2 separate regions of the Homo sapiens genome follow, and region 2 is linked to region 1. A link is a contact called in ENCODE Hi-C or POLR2A ChIA-PET data. All regions are on one chromosome and are shown on one strand. The core of a region is the stretch at or near the end of the contact, and the rest is flanking DNA. Distances in the headings are between cores, read along the strand shown. Region 1 overlaps POLI (DNA polymerase iota). Region 2 has its middle 32 kb from the start of C18orf54.

The links. Hi-C counts contacts between places; a loop is a spot of excess contacts on that map. ChIA-PET counts read pairs that join two places held with the same protein, here RNA polymerase II (POLR2A). Pooled maps may share reads with other maps.
Region 2: a map with no recorded cell type shows a loop between it and region 1 (5-fold over the local background). The contact joins two enhancer-like sites. A Hi-C loop is called at or near these places in 1 of 168 maps with a recorded cell type or tissue (HCT116), 5 of 37 single-sample maps with no recorded cell type and 7 of 50 pooled maps. POLR2A ChIA-PET finds 5 or more read pairs at or near these places in 5 of 52 experiments (H1, HEK293, Panc1 and 2 more).

The regions. Positions count from the first base shown.
Region 1 is chr18:54,283,585-54,287,454 of GRCh38, reverse strand. POLI (DNA polymerase iota) reads right to left here. Exons shown (of 10, transcript NM_007195.3): 7 at 3,442-3,533; 8 at 44-174. Among named protein-coding and RNA genes, the nearest start is that of POLI, 16 kb to the right of the region's middle. RefSeq lists an enhancer at 2,056-2,245. Within about 2 kb of position 2,279, at least 4 of the 41 ENCODE cell types and tissues checked have a DNase peak (open chromatin) inside an H3K27ac peak, as active enhancers do.
Region 2 is chr18:54,387,628-54,391,229 of GRCh38, reverse strand. No RefSeq gene overlaps it. Among named protein-coding and RNA genes, the nearest start is that of C18orf54, 32 kb to the right of the region's middle. Within about 2 kb of position 2,334, at least 7 of the 41 ENCODE cell types and tissues checked have a DNase peak (open chromatin) inside an H3K27ac peak, as active enhancers do.

The DNA of each region.
Region 1 (3,870 bases), core at 1,030-3,529:
GAGTTCAACCTGCTAATGAAACTGTTGGAAAACTAGTCCATACCTGTCCCTAATTTCTGAATTACATGTGAAGGAATAGGGCACTGACGACTCTCACGACCATAGTGCTTCTCAGAGGAATACCGACGGATTATTAATCTCACTGTATGAGGCTTCCTTCCATCTTGGCATACTCTAAAAATAAAGAGAAAGTGGAAATAAGGAATTAGAAAAGTATTACCTTTTTAAATTATGTAACATCTCATTTATCTAAAGGTGCCAGATTTTGTTAAATATGACAATTATACATATAGCAGATAACAAAATAGTAAGCAATAAAGGTCCCTGAGTATCCAAATAATCATCACAAAGTCTATGCACTAAAACTCTGAATGTTTAGATGTCAAGCTCTCAGGCCTCACTCAGAATTGAGTGCTGTCAGAAATAGAAGAGATATAAGATACAATCATAACAAACTGTTTTATAATACAGATCCAAAACAAAACTAAAAGCAACCAATTTTTTTTTTTTTGAGATGGAGTCTCACTCTGTTGCCCAGGCTGGAATGTGGTGGCACAATCTCAGCTCACTGCAACCTTCACCTCCCAGGTTCAAGCAATTCTCCTGCCTCAGCCTCCTGAGTAGCTGGGACTACAGGCATGTGTGACCACACCTGGCTAATTTTTGTATTTTTAGTAGAGAGGTGGTTTTGCCATGTTGGCCAGGCTGGTCTCGAACTCCTGACCTCAGGTGATCCCCCCACCTCAGCCTCCCAAAATGCTGGGATTACAGACGTAAGCCAACACACCTAACCAAAAGGCAACAAATTAAAATCAGCAGGAAATTTAAGAAACTGAATCATTCACTGACAAAAGCAAATAAGTGAAAAATAACAAAAGAACTTTTTTCAAACTTTTTTCTTACGAGATTACCAAAAAAAAGATTTTTTTTTACAAAATGACATTACTTTTGTTAAAGAGTAATCACTATTACCATTATATGATAGCTTATTAGAGCAATATCTTAAAAGAGCATATACTATATTTAGTATATAATTAATATACAATATGAGTACATGCATTTTTTAGAAGAGTTTCATGCAAATGTCTTGGTTTTGGTGTTGAAACAAAGGTTTTAGTGATATGACAAATTCACTTAAGTAGTACTGGAAAAAATGTCATTAAAGGATAACATTTCCCTTTTTATACACATGGCAATGCATATAAAACCAAATCTCAAACATAAAATGCAAGTATTGCACATTGTTAAACACACTCAACTTGAAGATTCTGATCTGAAAAAAATAGTTCTGGGCCAGGCACGGTGCCTCGTACCTGTAATCCCAACACTTTGGGAAGTTGAGGTGGGAGGATCACTTGAGCCCAGGAGTTCAAGACCAGCCTGGGCAACATAGCAAGACCTCATCTACAAAAATTTAAAAATTAGCTAGGCTTGATGGCAGGTGCCTTCCCAGCTATTCTGGCGGTTGAGGTGGGAGGATTGCTTGAGCCCAGGAGGCTGAGGCTGCAGTGAGCCCTAACTGCACTACTGCCATCCAGCCTGGGTGACAGAGCAAGACCCTATCGCAAAAACATAAAAAATTAAATAGTTCTGTAGTAAATAATTTTTTCTATCTCTTACTGCTTTGTGACAAAACTTCTCGATGGCTGCTTAACTAGGATAAAATACCTTAAATGGTTACTAGTTTAAATATCTTCCAGTTAAACGTGTTATATTAATTATGCAATTCAAAGAGTATGATATGCTAATTAAGACACATTAGAAAAAGGCTGTATCGTAAGCAATCTTAAACTAGTGCCTAGAGGATGGATTAAAAATAATACGGTTTTACATTTCTTACATACCTATAGTATTAATCATAACATACTCTAGAGAAAACAAAACTAATTATACACAAATACACACACACACACACACACACACACACACACACTCCTGTAATTTTTTTTTTTGCAAGTCACTTAGATGGTGTTATAATTCAGTCACTGAAATAAGGGCCCGTGGTGTGGGAGAAAAGGAGCCGGGAAGCAGAGATACAGACAAATGGTTAATTTCACAGGTTTTGTATGTCACAGGTTTAGAGCACCTGGTCTCACTTCTGGGTTGACTCTTCAAATAAGAGAACCTGTAAAACTTATACTTCTTGTGGTTTTTCTATGTGAAGAACTGTCTCCAAAGGTTAGGCATTTCAGGGTAGTCTTCTATTTAGCTGAAGCAAATGACCCAGTTTCACTAGCATACTCGCAGGCCCAGCCTGAGTCATATCACGGGAGGCCAGTCATACAGCCAGCCCCAGCTGCATGCAGCCAACAATGAGCTGCATGGCTCTGCTCAAGACATTTGAGTGCCACATTGCACACGACAGCAAAGTTGGAGGAAATTTCACTTCTTCAGTTTTCTCAGACTTAGAACCAACCAAAAACCATTTTCTCTAAATACAGTTAGTCCTCCTAGAATCATTAGAGAAGCACACCTACTCTAAACTGTTAGAGCCCTGAAACCACAATTTGAGAAATTTCTAACAAGAAGAGGAGAAACAAAGAAATGGGACGAAAACAGATAATACTCATCTGTGGAATATGGAATATTGAGAAATACATGTATAATGACAAGGAGCACCACAAAATTAAATTTCCTTTTCAGTTTATCTTGTACTACTCATATATTTATAACCCCAGTTGATACTCTTTACATACAGATCAGAAACCCTGCACACACCTGCAGTCACTCACCCTACTCACACACAGCGCCAGCTAGCCATTCTTTCCTTCGACTCCATTTTATTTTACAGTCTGAGGCAAAAGAGATACAAGGGTTCTTCTGCTTCTTCCATCACTGTTACTTTAATAATTTCCTATCCTCAACAATCACAAATTTATATAGTTGTTCCTGTATCAGGAGTTTTAGAATTATGACAGTATTATTCCTCTTTGCATTTTTTTCTTCTTAATGAAATGCAAGTAACTATTAGCAGAGGCACAGATAAATGGTTAATTTCACGGGTTTTGTATTTCGCATGTATTTGTATTTAGCATGGTACTAACTTAATGAAATGCAACTAACTATTAGGTTGAGGGCAGAGGCTTTGCAATTGCCACAGGGAAAAATTAAAACTTCTTCTTCTCACCTGAAGACCAGAATAAGTCTAGAAATGTTAGAAATATCCATAAAACCCCTTTAGGTAACTATCTGCAGCTTTAGATCCATAGCATAACCACAGTGTTAACAGAATTAAGACCAATGAATTCAATTTAGGTAAGACCCCCTATTACCATCTTTACAACAGTTTATAAAGCAGAGAAATCCCATGATAAATTATTTTTACATTGTTTAGTCTCCAGATAATCTGTCAGTTCCAAGATGGAACATCAAATATTCTTTCCACATACCGTATATAGAATGAATACATAGGATGACTTGGCAAAATGGATTGAAAATCACCTGTTTAAAAGACTAGCAAGTAGTTCTTCAATCTTATTTTTAGCTTCAACTTCAGATGAACATTTTTTAAATGAATCTTCTTCACTAAAGGACTATCAAAGAAGCATAAATAAGGATTAGCACAAACTCAAATAACTATATCTAATTATTATCAGTGTACAGTCAAATAAATATTCAATACATTCTTCACTAACTTACCTCTTGTCCTTAGTTTGAGCCATTTAGTTCACTTTTATATTAACAGTTTTTTATCTGCAAGCTATTGTACTCACTAGAAAGTTAATATAAAATATTACTGTATTAACAGTTAATATAAAACAGTTAATATAAAATAATTCAAAGTTATGAAAACTCTAAAGCTCTAGTACCAACTCCAAGCTTTATTGTATGATTATGGCAAGAGTTCTTAATCACCTAGGACTTGAATCT
Region 2 (3,602 bases), core at 1,085-3,584, 100 kb before region 1:
AGACACTCATGTTCATAGTAATTGAGAAGAGCAAGACCAATATGGCTGAATTATATAGCAAATGGAGTGGTAGAAAATGCACTGGTTTTGTAAGGTGAGGGGACTGAGAGATATTGGCATACCATAGAACTTTCTAGACTACGGTAGGAATTTCCGTTTTACTCTGAAAGGAAGGCAGGGGAAATTTTAAGAAGAGATAAACATCACATGACATGTTTGCAAAAGATTGTTCTTGCTGTAGTGTGGAGAATAGAATGGAGAGGGCATTTTATTGCCTTAGAGGCAAAAGCAGCTTTATGTCTTATTCCTAGTGTCTCCCTCAACTAAATGTATTAGCCCTTTGGCAATTTGTATTTTCTGAGCTCATATGTGCCAGGCATACGTTTTCTCATTTAATCCTCAAAACAAAACTGCAAAGTAGATATCAAAAAAGAGAGGGAAAACAAAAAAGGCTCAGGCAAGGTCAGGACACTTGTCCACAGTAAAGAGCTAATAAAATAGTGGAATCATAAATCTGCTGATTCTGAAGCCCAGACTTCTTTTACAGCACACACTATTCTGATTCAACAAATTCTGTAGCAGGCTTTTCACCACTCAATCTTTGCACACATATTATCTCCTGGCTAGAAAAAACACCCTTCAGGCTGGGCCCAGTGGCTGATGCCTGAAATCCCAACACTTTGGGAGGCCGAGGCGGGTGGATCACCCGAGATCAGGAGTTCAAGACCAGCCTGGCCAACATGGCGAGAACCTGTCTCTACTAAAAATACAAAAATTAGCTGGGCGTGGCAGCAGGCGCCTGTAATCCCAGCTACTCAGGAGGATGAGGCATGAGAATCGCTTGAACCCGGGAGGCAGAGGCTGCAGTGAGCCAAGATCACGCCATTGCACTCCAGCCTGGGTAACAAGAGTGAAACTCTGTCTCAAAAAACAACAACAACAACAACAAAAACACACACCCTTCTACTCAATTTCCTTGATGGCAAACTTCTGTTTGTTTTTCTATATCAACTCAAGTATCCTCTCCTGAGTGAAATCTTTCCTGGTTTTCCCCAGGCCACTTAGCTGATCCATCTTCTGTGCTTCTTTATCAGTTGTTCTATCTTCATTTCTCTGAAGCAACACTTACCTGGTTATAGTATACATTTCTCCACTTACATATTTCCTCCACTGAGTTCCTCATGATAGAGCGACGCCTTATTTGTGATCACCACCCCCCACACCCCCCGACACACACAGCCCTAGAACAGTGCCAGGAGCCAAATAAATACTAGTTGAATAAAGTACTATAATAAACTATTAAACAGAGTCCCCACATTCTACTCTATGAATTCTGGACATCTGGTGCCACATTAAAAAAAAAAAATTGAAAGCTAGAAAGCATCTAGAAAGGTGAAACGGTAAAGAAGAAATAAAACTTTTACCAAAGAAATAATTTAGAAACATTGAGCCTAAAGGATGGAACATTACTTCTGTTGATTTCAACAGAAATTAGGAAGATTGAAATATGTATATGAAATTGTCTTAAGAGGCAAAATTAAGAGTAAAATGTGAAGACAGAAATGTAAATCATGACTTAACTGAAGCAAGTATATGCTAAGAAACAAAGCATTCCGACTGCAGAGAATTTTCCACTTCCAGAATTGCTCATATAAAACTATATGACCATCTTGATGAAAAGTAATGAAAGGAATGCTCTATGCTCCTGCTATATTGAGGGTGCCATTCATGTAACTCCAGAATATAAACAGTAGTCCCAATTTCTAGTTCATGAACTATTTTATGAAGTTATCACATTCATTAGATTTTGAAAATATTGGCTCAAGAGTTTTCACGGTTCCTCAGTTTTCTAAATGACCTGGTATTTTCACTACCTTACCCATATGCCCACATTTCTTGGACAGGCTATGCAATATGTTGCAAAACAAGGAGGGCAAAGGAGGATGAGTGAGATATTTTATATTTACATTGTGATGAGCTCTCTCATCAAAACCTTCCTACAACCTGATCAGCTTCTGCACTAGTTATCAATGTACGGTCTCTCAGCTCCCAATTCACCCCAGAGGGTCTCTCCTGCTGCTTTCTGGCAGCTACACCATCAATAAGAAGCGTGGGTGTGAAGACATCTGGGGCAGCTCTGCCCTAGCCACGCTCTGGTAATGTATTATTCTTAGTGACTTTATAGACCTCATCCGGGCTGGTGATCACCTTCTACGACCCTCCCAAAAGAGACACCTCACACTCCAGATGTCCTGCCAGCACTAGTGCCCCTCCCCCAACTCTTTCTGCATTCTCACACACTGAGTCACCATTGTGGCTTCCTGCTTGCCTGGTAACTAAACACCAGCCAGCACTGGTCTGAGCAAACCATAACTTTCACTGCAATCCAGCGAGCCACAGTTACCCTTTTTTCAACAAGGTCTGAATCCAGACTTTGGGCTCCCTCTTCCAAGTCTGCCCTTTCTTGGGTACTCTCCCTCAACTAGTTTAAAACTTTTTTATTAAACTTCCCTTGTTTAAAATCACTATTTGGTTTGCTTCTAGATTAGACCCAAACTGATAGTGACCATTGAGCCAGGCTTGAAAAAGCAACACAATGCAAAACCACATGTGGTCTGCATGTGTTCCCTAAATTCATGTGTTGGAAACTTAATTCCCAATGCAACAGTATTGGAAGACAGAGACTTTTGGGAGGTATTTAAGTCATGAGCAGAATCAATGTCATTCTAAAAGAGCTTGGTGAAGGAAGCTGGTGGATCCCTTTTGCTTTCTGTCCCTTCCATCATGTAATGACACAAAGTTCCCCCCCTCCAAAGAATGCAGCATTAAGACGCCATTTTAGAAGCAGAGAGCAGCCATCACCAGACAGCCAAACATCTGCCAGCAGCTTGGACTTCCCTGCCTCCAGAACTGTCAGAAATATATTTATGTTTTCTATAAATTACCCAGTCTCAAGCATTTTGCTGTAGCAACATAAATGGACTTGACTCTTTATAATGGACTGAATTTTCCTAGATTTAGTCCTAAATCTGTAAAACTGAACATATAACTGATGAAATGGAAAACATTTAAAAACTAAAAAATCTGTTTTGAGGGCTCAAGAGGTCAGAAGGCTACAGCAACGTCATCCAAAATACACAACTGTTGCTCCTATTTAATGAACAGGAGCAGCAACATCAAAAAAAGAAATAGCTCCTCCAAAATAGGTTTAATTTACCTCATTTTAAAGTGGATTTTCAGGCAGTTGGAGTTGGGACCAACAGGCGGAGCACAGAGGATTTTCAGGGCAGTGAAAATAGTCTGTATTGAGACTGCCAGGTGGAAATGGGTTCCCAGAGAAATTCCAACAGGCCTGTGCACTGGGATGAGTGTGCACTGGGGTGGAGCCACAGAAGTTCATGCCATTTGCAGCAAGGAAAAGCCTGGCCCTTCCTCTTCCTGGGTGAAACCTGGAATTCGATCTGGGAGGCAGGAAGCACACTAGCAGGGACTCTGGTTTTTCAGAGTCCTTGTTTCCCTTTTTTCCTTTTTGCCCGATAAATTCCATTATTCTCACCCCTCAAAGGGTCTACAAGCCTAATATTTCAGGGCTATGTCACAAG